3 separate regions of the Homo sapiens genome follow, and all the other regions are linked to region 2. A link is a contact called in ENCODE Hi-C or POLR2A ChIA-PET data. All regions are on one chromosome and are shown on one strand. Each heading gives the region's core, a stretch centred on a gene start or an enhancer-like site at or near the end of the contact. The rest is flanking DNA. Distances are from core to core; before and after follow the strand shown. Region 1 holds the start of TMEM78 (transmembrane protein 78). Region 2 has its middle 14 kb from the start of RNF187. Region 3 has its middle 130 kb from the start of LINC02815.

The links. A loop is a pair of places that touch in the nucleus more often than their neighbours do. ChIA-PET counts read pairs that join two places held with the same protein, here RNA polymerase II (POLR2A). Pooled maps may share reads with other maps.
Region 1: a map of CD8-positive, alpha-beta T cell shows a loop between it and region 2 (3-fold over the local background). The contact joins the promoter of TMEM78 here to the enhancer-like site in region 2. A Hi-C loop is called at or near these places in 1 of 168 maps with a recorded cell type or tissue (CD8-positive, alpha-beta T cell) and 9 of 50 pooled maps. POLR2A ChIA-PET finds 5 or more read pairs at or near these places in 2 of 52 experiments (HEK293T and T-cell).
Region 3: a pooled map shows a loop between it and region 2 (2.1-fold over the local background). The contact joins two enhancer-like sites. A Hi-C loop is called at or near these places in 2 of 37 single-sample maps with no recorded cell type and 4 of 50 pooled maps.

Annotation. Positions count from the first base shown.
Region 1 is chr1:229,248,062-229,251,891 of GRCh38, forward strand. It overlaps TMEM78 (transmembrane protein 78), which reads left to right and starts at 1,575. Exons shown (of 1, transcript NR_172940.1): 1 at 1,575-3,749. All of the region lies in intron 1 of LOC102723935 (a long non-coding RNA gene), which reads right to left.
Region 2 is chr1:228,499,780-228,503,744 of GRCh38, forward strand. No RefSeq gene overlaps it. Among named protein-coding and RNA genes, the nearest start is that of RNF187, 14 kb to the left of the region's middle. RefSeq lists enhancers at 1,125-1,224, 1,189-1,483 and a silencer at 1,325-1,414. Within about 2 kb of position 1,357, at least 6 of the 41 ENCODE cell types and tissues checked have a DNase peak (open chromatin) inside an H3K27ac peak, as active enhancers do; they include CD8-positive, alpha-beta T cell, where a contact is called at or near this core.
Region 3 is chr1:229,025,179-229,029,415 of GRCh38, forward strand. No RefSeq gene overlaps it. Among named protein-coding and RNA genes, the nearest start is that of LINC02815, 130 kb to the right of the region's middle. RefSeq lists an enhancer at 2,346-3,083. Within about 2 kb of position 2,478, at least 7 of the 41 ENCODE cell types and tissues checked have a DNase peak (open chromatin) inside an H3K27ac peak, as active enhancers do.

The DNA.
Region 1 (3,830 bases), core at 325-2,824, 750 kb after region 2:
TCTGATGTCTGCTGAGGGCTGCTCTCTGCTTCTGTGATGGCACCCTGTTGCTGAGGGAGAAGACAAACCCTGAGTCTTCACTTGGTGGAAGAGAAGAAGGGGCTGAACTGGCTCCCTCAAGTCCTTTTATGAGGCATTAATCCAATCATGCGAGCAGAGTCCTCACGGTCTAATCACCTCCTAAAGACCTCACCTCTTTCTTAATACTGTTACATTGGGGATTATCTTTCAACTCGAATTTTGGTTTTGTTTGTTTGTTTGTGACAGAGTCTCGTTCTGTCACCCAGGCTGGAGTGCAGTGGTGCAATCTCAGCTCACTGCAACCTCCGCCTCCCAGGTTCAAACGATTCTTGTGCCTCAGCCTCCTGAGTAGCTGGGATTACAGGCATGCACCGCCACGCCTGGCTAATTTTTTGTATTTTTAGTAGAGTTGGGGTTTCACCATGTTGGCCAGGCTGGTCTAGAACTCCTGAGCTCAGGCAATCCACCTGCCTCAGCCTCACAAAGTGCTGGGATTACAGGGGTGAGCCACCGCGCCCGGCCTCAGCATGAATTTTGGAAAAGACACAAACATTCAAGCCAAAGCAATATCCTTATGTTAATTCCAGTTATCTCTGACCATGGAATAATGGATAACTATAATTTTATTCTTTGTGCTTCTCTGTACAATCCAATTTCTCTCTACAATAAATATGTATTGCTTTCAGAATCAATGAAAATAAGTTGCATTTAAGAAAAAATTTTTCTCTTCTTCCCAGTTTGAAATACATTTTCTTTAAATTCAAGTCTACTGCCACATTAGGCAGGTTTTGTTTCTTTTTTGTTTGTTTAAATGAAACAAGTAACTGTTCAGCAAGTGGCTAAGAATAACCTCTCCAGGCAGTGGTAAGAAGTAGGAAGTAGGGAAAGAGAGAAAAGAGCTACTCAGGGTCAAAAGAGGCACCGACAGGGTTGGGGGTGGAGTTCAGAATGCCAGGTTAGCTGCCAAGGTACAGAGAGAGAAAGACAGAAACAGAGAGAAAAGGAGGGAGAGAGAGAGACAGAGCAGAGAGGGAGGGAGAGAAGAGAGCACACGTGTGTGCTTTGACCAGCAGGCCAGGATGGGGCTGTTTTCCTCTCCTGTGTCTGCCCCCACCTTGCAGGATCATTTGGAGTCATTGCAGGGCTAGCTTAGCTCTGCCTGAGTCACCCCCAACAGGTAAACTTCTACCAGCAGAGTCTCTCCTTTCGGTTAAAGAGTTGCTTATAGATCTCGTGGTTTTTCAGTTAACATCCTCAGGATCCCCACTTCAGCTCCCACCTTCTTTCCCAGGTCTGGCCTCCCTAGTCCCAGTTTTGGCTCCATCATCCTATTTCCTTCACTCCTTTCCTCCAGCTTCTTCCCAGCTTCTTCCCTTCGTGCATCTGCACCTCAGCTTCCCAGTGCTCTGTGTTCACTTTGCTCATCGCTCGGGCTTCAGCATCTCCCACTATGTTGGTTGATAATTCCCCACCAGAGAGCCACACACCCCTGAGGAAGAAGGGAGAAGCCAGAGGTTTCTGGAAAATCCAGGAGGCGGAGCAGGCTGGAATGGAAGGTAGAGACAACCATGAAAGTTGAACACGTCATCTGTGCAGGACCGTTCATACTGACATGTGGCTTGACACCAGAAATCTGGGTATTGTAATATCATGTTGGAAAGGAGTTTGTGTGCCTCAAACAACTACTCTAGAGATGTTTTACAATGACAATGATAGAGTAGAGGAATCTTCTAATTCCTACCAAATCAGAAGGGAATTCCTCCTTCCTGCCTGCCTGCCTGCCTTCCTTTCTTTCTCTACTTCCTTTTCTTTCTTTCTTTCCTTCCTTCCTCTCTCTCTTTCTCTCTTTCTTCCTTTCTTTCCTTCTTTCTTTCTTTCTCTCTCTCTCTCCCCTTCCTTCCTTCCTTCCTTCCTGAGACAAGGTCTTGCTCTGTCTCCCAGGCTAGAATGCGATGGTGCAATCATGATTCACTGCAGCCTCAACATCCCAGGCTCAAGTGATCCTCCCACCTCAGCCTCCTGAGTAGCTGGGACTACAGGGGCTTGCCACCACGCCCAGCTAATTTGCGTGTGTGTGTGTGTGTGTGTGTGTATGTGGTAGAGATGGGGTCTCACTATGTTGCCCAGCTGGTCTCAAACTCCTGGTCATAAGCAATCCTCCACCTCGGCCTCCCAAAGTGTTGGGATTACACGTGTGAGCCACCATGCCCAGTCTCTATTTCTTAATAGTGTCAGCAACTGAAAGATATAGAAAAGGAAGTCTGTTTGGTGTGTCTGTTGCCTCCCCAAAATCTTCAGCCTTTGTAGGACAGTGCATCCCACTGGGCAAAACCAGAGAATATTCTTTTGTGAGCCCGTAAGTAATTGTCTGCAATAGACATGCAGGGGCCTCTACTGTCATCTCTTATGCAACTGAACTTCCTAAAAACTGTGGTGTTTATCTCTTCTGTTGCTCAGCACTGCTGGGACTGGGACTGCAAAAAACAAAAAAGCACCCAGGTTTACTGCCCTTAAAAAACTGACTGCTAGAGGAGATGAGCATATACATGACAGGATGTGATAAGATATTAAGCAGAATGTGATCAGAATCATAGGAAGTATATACAAAAGATGGGAACACTAATAGAGGTGACTACAACCACCTGCTTTGTAGAGGAGATGACATTCAAGCTGAGTTTTAAAGGATGAGTAGGAGTTGGCCAGAAATGGAGAGGGAGAATAAACCATGGGGAAGTAGTACACAGGCATGGCATGTTTAGAGCATTTTTGGAGCAGGGTAACCAGAATATACTGGAGGTTGCTAGTAGAGGAGATTGGAAAAGAAAGGGTCAGATTATTAATGGATTTACGTATTATGCAAAGAAGTTTATATTTGACCCTTTTTTTGACAATCTGGCATTTAGCCTTATCATAAAATAAAGATCTCTCAATGCTTCACATAGAAACTTCATCTGATCTCTTGAGGATCAAAAAATGGCTTTCTGGGTTTTTTTTCTTTCTCTCTCTCTTTTGTTTTTAATATCTCACATATACTTTAACCACCATAAATTCAAGTTTTCTCTTACTCAGACATGAGTTGCTTAACAATGGAATAATTCATTTCTTTATTTCTCAACATTGCCCTTTTGAAGGTTTTAGGTTTTAGGTTTTCTAAAACTCTGAATACTTTTGGCTATCATTATCCAGGGAAAGCCTGAAGACACTCCAAAGCACAAGGACAAAAGAGACCTTGTTAGATCTAATTAAGCGCTCCAGCACCAGGGGCACGGGGAGCAAGAGAAAAATACAGAGTCAGAAACTGAGCCGAGTTCTATGGTGGTACAGAGTGAGGCCTGCTTCACTGTGGGCTGGGGCTGGGGCAGGGAGGCCTTCATCTTGCTCTAAGCTGTGCAAAGTACCTCCCACGAGGCTAAGTATAGAGCTACTCAATAAAAATTATGCAATGTGGCTGGGCACGGTGGCTCACATCTGTAGTCCTAGCACTTTGGGAGGCTGAGGCAGGTGGATTGCCTGAGCTCAGGAGTTCGAGACCAGCTTGGGCAACACGGTGAAACCTCGTCTCTACTAAAATACAAAAAATTAGCTGTGCATGGCAGCATGTGCTTATAATCCCAGCTACTGGGGAGGCTGAGGCAGGAGAATCGCTTGAACCTGGGAGGCGGACGTTGCAGTGGGGCAAGATGGCGCCATTGCACTCCAGCCTGGGTGACAACGCGAGACTCCATCTCAAAAAAAAAAAATGCAATGCTTAATAAACTCTCTCTTATCCTGATCCTCCTTCCTCTCCTCCTCCTCCTCCCACCACCACG
Region 2 (3,965 bases), core at 107-2,606:
TGAAAGTTAATTATGGAAGTTAACTTGAAAGTTAATAAGACTTGAATGTTGTGTTAATGGCTATTTTAATATTTTAATGGACTTAAAATAGTAAACCATGCAGTAAACAGATGTGCTGTCATGTAGGCTTTGTTGTTTCATTTATACAGCACAGGTAGAGTAGATTGAACATAATTCCTAAGGGCCTTAGAATTGTTGTAATTGGTGAATGAGCATTGGCTTTAATTTGAAGTCGCTAGCTGCATGAGCCCCTAACAAGAGAGTCACCCTGTCCTTTGAAGCTTTGGAGCCAGGCATTGGCTTCTTTCTAGCTATGAGAGTTCTGGATGGCATCTGCTTCTAATAGAAGGCTGTTTTGTGTGCATTGAAAATCCGTTGTTAGTGTGGCCCCCTTCATCAGTGATCTTAGCTGGATCTGCTGGAGAACTTGCTGCAGCGCCTTCATCAGCTCTTGCTGCTTCTCCTTGCATTTTTATGTTACAGTGATGGCTTCTTTTTTTAAACCGCATGAACCAACCCCCGCCAGCTTCAAGCTTTTCTTCTGCAGCTTCCTCGCTTCTCTCAACCTTCATAGAATTGAAGAGAGGATCTTGCTCTGGATTAGGCTTTGGATTAAGGAAATGTTGTGGCTGGTTTGATTTTCTATTCAGACCGTGCACACTTTCTGCATATCTGCAATAAGACTTTCGCTTTTTTATCATTCGTGTGTTCACTGGAGTACTTTCAGTTTCCTTCAAGAACTTCTCCTTTGCATTCACAGCTTGGCTGACTTTGGCACAAGTAGCATCTTTCTGCTTTGGATGTGCCTTCCTCACTAAGATTGATCATCTCTAGCCTTTGCCTTAAAGTGAGAGGTGTGTGACTCTTCCTTTCACTTCAACACTTAGGGGCCATTATAGGGTCATTAATTGGCCCAATTTCAGTATTGTTGTGTGCCAGGGGATAGGGAGGCCTGGGGGGAGAGAGAGAGGCAGGGGAATGGCTGGTCTGGCGAGCAGTGAGGATGTACATGCCATTTTTCCATTAAGTTTGCTGCCTTGTATGGACGCAGTTCTTGGCATCCCTAAAGAATTTCAACGGTAACATGAAAGATCCCTGATCACAGATCACCAGAACAAAAGGAACAATAACAAAAAAGCTTGAAATATTGCAGGAGTTACCAAAATGAGACACAGACACCAAGTGAGCACATGCTGCTGCGAAAATGCCACAGGTCAGCTTGCTCAACGCATGGTTGCCACCCACCTTCAATTTTTAACAAATGCAGTATGCGAAGCGCAGTAACATGAGGTATAGGCTGTATATGAAAGGCAGTTAGACCAACCGGACGCTAGGGGGAGCCAGTCCCCAACACCGGGCTTGTTTCTCACACCAGCGGCATGTCTGTCGGGTGAGTTGTTCCCAAAACCACCTCCGGTTCTATAACTCACTAGAAAAGCCCCCAGAACCCACTGAAAGCTGCTACGCTTTCCGTTACAGTTTATTATGGGGAACGGAGACAACTTTAAGTCAGCCAAGGGAGGAAACCCATGGGGGAGTCCGGGAGAGGTAACAGAGCTTCGACTGTCCTGTCCCCGTGGTGTCTGGGCTGTGCTACCTTCCGGGCACCCTGTGTGACTGCACGGGGAGTTCTGCCAACCAGGGACACTGCCCAGCCTTAGAATCCTGGGTCTCTTCTGGCATCCAGCACCTAGGGATAGCTGACTTCCCACATGGCCAGTCTTAGTCTCCAGCCTCAGAGGAAGTCGAACTGCAGGACTCAAAGGGCCCCTACCGCACATCACATTGCTGCCGCTGGACTTGGCTCAGGGACTCCCGCCCCCATGTCACAGTGTTCTCTTCAGTGCAGCCAACCTACCCTAAACCACATTATGGGACTGTCCAGTGTGACCCAAGGCCACCAGGCAAACAAAGACCCTCCTGTCAGGCATGGCATCCCAAGGGCTTTGAGGTCACTTCCCAGCAGCAGAGTGCAAGGGCAGGGGGGTGTTCTTGGGAACAGCTCAGTTGTGGACTATGCAGTTTGCATGCCCACACTGTGGTCTGAAGGTGTCCCACCCTCCACATTAGTACGTTGAAATCCTCACCTTCAAGATGATGGTGTTATGACATGGAGCATTTGGAGGTGATGAGTTCATGAATGGGATTACTGCCCTTATAAAAGGGACCCCAGAGAACTCCCTCATCTCTTACACCATGTGAGGACTCAGTGAGAAGGTGCTGTCTATGAACAAGGAATTGACCTCACCAGCCACTGGATATGCTGGTGGCTTGATCTTGGACTTCCGGCCTCCAGAGCTGTGAGCAGCACACTTTGGTGGTTTCTAAGCTGCCCAGGCTGTCCACATGGACTGGGATACTATGTATTGCATCAGTTCCACCCCTGGGCTGTTATGCCAAAGAGATGCCCACAGGGTTCCATGAGGGCACAGGCATGGGATGGTTACAGAGCCATTGGTTGCTGTGGTGACAGGTCCTCACTGCTGAGGATGTGGAAAGGTGAATATGGTGGAGGCCTCAGTGGTAACTGAACTGAGTAAAAATTGTTCTGCTACAAGGGCCTGCACATGGGGTGCCCTTGACAAGAGATGTGCACATGGGATTTGCACATGGTGGTGCCCTAGGTTGTGTGTATGTGTGCATGGATCAGAGAACTCCAGGAAGAGCCCATTTTGCTGACGATTGATTCCTAAATGCAAATGCAACTTCTTCCAAGATGCAACGTGCAGAAGAGTGGGGGCAGGGCAACAGGCTATTGCCATTCCTGAGAACCGGGCTTACCTTTTTGGAAACCTGTGGATAGACTGCCCATCCAATTGCTGTTGGTGGTAGGATGTCCCCAAGTCTCGTTCTGCTGCAGGAGAGTGGGGTCACTGAACACAGAGCTATCTACAGCTGCAGAGGCTGTCTGGCAAGCACAGGGCTGTGGATACTGCACCCACCAATGGGCTGAAGGACTTTGCAGCTCAGGAGCCTCATTGGCTGTGCCAGAGTGCGGTTTGTCTAATCTATATCCCGCCCTTTCCCCTGTAAATTTTGAGCCCTCAAAATCATCTTTAGAGAAAGGCATAGACCTGTCTCCTAGGCTCATCCTTAACTTTGGCAAATACATTTTCTAAGGTGATTGAGACTTGTCTCGTCATTTTCCCCTATTGACAGGTCCCTCTCATAAGGAAACTAATCCCATTTGTGAGGCTCCACTTTCATGACCCAGTCACCTCCCAAAGGCCCCACCTCCTAATACCATCACCTTGGGGGTAAAGATTTCAATATATAAATTTGGAGAGTGGGACACAAACATTCAGATTGTAACCCCAGTGACTGGATTTAGGGCCCACCTGAAATCCAGGATTATCTCAATCCAAGATTCCTAATCAAGTCTGCAAACAGGAAGTCCTGTTTTTCAAATTGGATCACTTTTGTAAATTCACAGAAGTGTCATTTTGGAGGGTTACCATTTAGTCCTCTCTGCGGGGTGTCTTAACTTCAATCCTCTTGGAGGCCATCTGTTGAGAAGTGTGTATGTGCGTCATATATCCATGTTATAGGTGAGGAGATGGAGGCTCAGGGACATTAAGCAGCCCCGCATCCCACAGCTAGAGGCTGCAAAGTCAGGACTGAAGCCCACTGGAGGACCCCTGTGCCCTTAAGAGAGATGTGGGGGTGGCGGCTGGACCGAGGAAGTGGATTAACTGCAGTAGATAGCGCAGTAGAGGTGAATGGAGCTACAGAGGCAGCTGGCTCCCTGCGAGCACTTTTGGGATGAGGGAACCTGCAGCCCTGGCTCCCGGGGTGGGCCATGTGCCACTGGGGTTGCCCTTTACTGTGTGATGCCATAGGCTACCTGGGGAGGTTCCTGGCCCCAACACCACCAAACGCTCCCCCTTCCTTTTCTCTGGATTTTATTTTTGCTTTACATATATTTTTAATTAACACGTAATAATTGTATATATTTGTGAGGTTTT
Region 3 (4,237 bases), core at 1,228-3,727, 530 kb after region 2:
GTGACCCGAGGACACTGGGCCCCACCAAGCCCACGGTGCAGACCCTGGACTGCTAGAGAGGATGGCAGCACCATCCCCTCCAGGAAGAGCCACCAGGCCTGGAGGAAAACCTGCGCCTCTGAGAGCCTCAAAGGAGCTGTGCCAGTCAGAAGGTGCCGCTCAATGGTCCTGGTCCTCTGGGGGTGACAGGGTCACACTGCGAGCCGGACTTTACACAGCACATCAGTGTGAAGGATGCCAGCATCCTTGTCTGTCATCTTCCTAATTATGAGCCTGCTCAACCCCTCCCCAGCCACCTAGCTCATGCAGGGCCTTCGCTTCTTTGGGCCTTTCCCTCCTTCATGCCATGAGAAGTAAAGGCCAAGAAGGGTCGCAGGACATAGGCCCTGGGGGCTAGGAGCAACCGCCAGTGTGGATGTGTGCATACTAAACCCAGGGCAGGGCAAAGAGAAACACTAGGACCCAGAAACATCTGTCTCAGAAGTGCTTTCATCCTGCTGGGATACACTAAGGTACAGGCAGGAAGAAAGCCCCATGCCTGAAGGGGAAGCTACTGAAGACACAGCAGGTGGCTGAGCAGTGCCACAGGTGACAGCTCACTGCTGGGCTTGTTCCTGCACTACCTTCCCTGGTTTGTCCCCTGGGATGCTGGGGAAAGAAATTATGTTGGGATTTTTTCTATAAATAATTTCCTGTCATTGTGTGTAATGATTGGCGAATAATTTCACAACAACTGGCTGTTTCTTTGTTGCATTCTAAACTTGAGCAGCACTGTGGATCATCAGCATTTTCTGTCTCCCCGCCATTTGAAAAGAACAGTTTCCTGGGACAATTCCTTGAGCCCAGGTCGAGGCTGCGGTGAGCTATGATCACGCCACTGCTCTCCAGCCTGGGTGACGAAGTGAGACTCCATCTCTAAAATATAAATAAATAAATAAATAGCAAAATGTTTCCCTTTCTCCATAAGAAAAATGCTTTTAAAAATTTCTCCTCAGATGCAAACATGTTAAACCCAAGTAAATGTCCCTTCACCTGGGTAGGCCTCAAAGGAAAAGTTTCAGCCACCTGAAATGCCAGTTAGCTGGTCAGCCTGTAAGACGCTTGTTTATTTGTAAAGAAATAGCCCATTCTGCGCAGTCTCAACAGTGGCCCTGGGAAACGGCAGCCCTGCTTTTATTTTTAAACCTCAAAGTTCATCTTAGAGATAAAGCTTTCTTTTCTCATGAGAGGCTGAGTGTCGTACATGGGTATGAAGGTGTAACATAGGCCTTAGACAATCATTTGTAACCTTAGAGGCAACAGGAACATTCAGAGCTGCCTGCCAGGCCCAGACACTCAAAGTGCTACAAAGTCGCCGATCTTTGTGCTTTGGGAGATCAAGTAGTTCCCTTCCCCAGGGCTATATTTCAACCAGGGTTGAGTTCATCTTTGTGCTTGTTTTTTCCCAAATAGCTCACTTTCTGATTTTTTTGGCTTAATAGTGAGATTATTTAAGAGGCACCAAAAGAAAAAGCTCAGTGAAAAAATTGTTTTAGCAATAGAATGAGTTAGTATGAATCCCAGTGCTCATCATAATATTGACTGTTATACACATAAAATACGAATGGCGAAAGAATAAGAGGGGTTCCTTTTTTCTTCTTCTTCTTCTCGAGATGGAGTCTTGCTCTGTCGCCCAGGCTGGAGTGCAATGGCACGATCTCAGCTCACTGCAACCTCCGCCTCCTGGATTCAAGTGATTCTCCTTCCTCAGCCTCCCGAGTAGCTGGGATTACAGGCGTGTGCCACCACACCCTGCTAATTTTTTGTATTTTTAGTAGAGACAGGGTTTCACCACATTGGCCAGGCTGGTCTCAAACTCCTGATCTCGTGATCCACCCACCTCGGCCTCCCAAAGTGCTGGGATTATAGGTGTGAGCCACTGCGCCTGGCCAAGACGGGTTCTTTAACAGTGGAAATAGAAACGTCATCTTCTGCAACGCTGAGCATCTGCAAAGCCCCCCACAGACAGTCTACTCAGGTGAGAACTGAATTTCCTCCCAGAACACTCTCTCCATTGTCATCCTTCCTTCCCCGATCCCAGGTGAATACATGTGGCACAGAGCCCCTCAAAGAGGCCTTCCATTCCCTTGTCCACTAATTTGATTTTCAGAATGTGGAGCCACGTGCCCCCTGGGGCCTGGCCTCTGCTCCCTGCTGCAGGTGCAGAAGCAAACAGACCATGGGGCCATGAAGTTTAACAGGCTGCCCAGGCCCGGGCACTCAGACCCTGCTGCTTCTCCCACCTCCCACCTCGCACCTCCCCACAGCCTTTTCTATCACACAGCCAAGGATTCCTGTTCCCCATCCTCTGTTGCTTATCATTTCTCCTGACCCACGCACAGAAGGGACTCTATTTCTAGGAGCATCAGAGAGAAGCTTTCAAACTTTTTTGCTCATGACCCACAGCAAAAAGTGCATTTTCTGTTGCAATTAAGTGCACATGCACACACAGCTGACTCACATCTAAGTCAAAAGTTTCAGGAAGCAATACTTCCTTTCACTACCTGCAAAGCCTTCTGTTACTTTCTGTTCTACTCTTCCCAGGCCGCACCACCCCCCACATTTCAACAATGCTCGTTGAAATCCACGAAACTGATTTCCCAATCCCCTAACGGTTTATGGTCAGCAATTTGGAAAACACTGGCTGAAATACTAATGAAAGGGCATCGCGGGCCTTCCCTGATGCGAGGGGAGGAAGGAAGGCTTTGCTCAGCTCTACGTTCCCACAGACCCACTTTTCCTGCCCTTTGCCCCACATCCCACCTGCCACTTGTGATTAAATAACAGTTTAACATCACCAAAGCTCCCTTTCACTCAAGAACTAACTCAATTAGGCTTGAGCTGGTGGGAGCTTAAAGCAGATTAAGGGAAGACAAAGGAGGCTTTGGGGTTTATCTTCAGCTTTCATGTTCCTAGGAGCTCTCTCTTCCTGTGCTGAGTCTTAAGCATCAAAGGGAGGGAGGCAGGGAAGGAGAGGAGAGGGGAGGGGAGGGGAGGGGAGGGGAGGGGAGGGGAGGGGAGGAGAGGAGAGGAGAGGAGAGGAGAGGAGAGGAGAGGAGAGGAGGATGGAAGGAAGGAAGGGGAGGGAGGAAGGAAGGAATGAAGGAAAGGATGAAAGGAAGGAAGGAGAGGAGAATGGAAGGGAGGAAGGGGAGGGAGGAAGAGAAGAAAGAGAAGAAAACTCTCCCAAGCCCCCATCATGGGCTGAGGCCAACCAGCACTGCACTGGTCACCCCCACTTTTATTTTTAAACTTCAAAGTGCATCTTGGAGATAAGGCTCTCTTTTCCCATGAGATGCTGAGGGCTGTGTTTGGGTGTGCAGGAATAACGTAGGCCTTAGACAATTACTTGTAACCTTAGAGGTACTGGGAGGGTTCCGGGCTGTGCTGGGCCCAGATACTCAAAGTGCTTCCTGAGGAAGATGTCCGTGGTTCAGCTCAGGGATGGGCACTGCTCCCCACGCTCCTCCAATGGGGCAGCTCCCTGCTCCGACCCCACCTCCCACCTCCCCCAGCAGCTCAGACAGCCATCTGTGCGGCAGATGAGCTGCACACAGAAGGTGCTCGGCAAACACTTGCCGAATCCCCTGAAATGGTCCATCTGGGCCCCTTTACAAATCGAATTCTTTCTAGATCAGTGGCGCCCAACAGAATTATAATGTGAGCCACACACGTCATCTTACATTTTCTAGTGGCTAACTAAGAAGTAATAATAATAAAAAGAAACAGGTGAAATTAACTTTAGCAATATACTTTGTATATAAAAATCATTATCATTCCAACATGTAATCGTATAAAATTTGTAAGATTTTTATAGTCTCTTTTTCTAGTACCAAGGGCTTGAAATTCAGTGTCAGTTTGGAATTGCCACATTTAGAGTGCTCAGTAGCCGCATGGGGCTTGCAGCTACCACCCTGAGCTGCAGCTCTGAACTCTAACCAGGACTCGGGGCAACTGGGGCCCAGGCTGGAGCTCAGCTCAGAAGGAAGGTGCTAGGTGGAGTCCTCCAGCCACAAGTCACAAAGCAGACTGTGTTGGGGGGCCTTTGCCACTGCACCCCCCTCCCCACCGTCCTCACTTGCCTTCCCCACCTGGCACTGTATCTGGTGGGAGGAGATGGGCAGGGCGTGGGAACAGAAGGAATGGATGAGGACTTAGAGATGTGTGAGCAGCTCTCACAGCCATACACTGCCCCTGC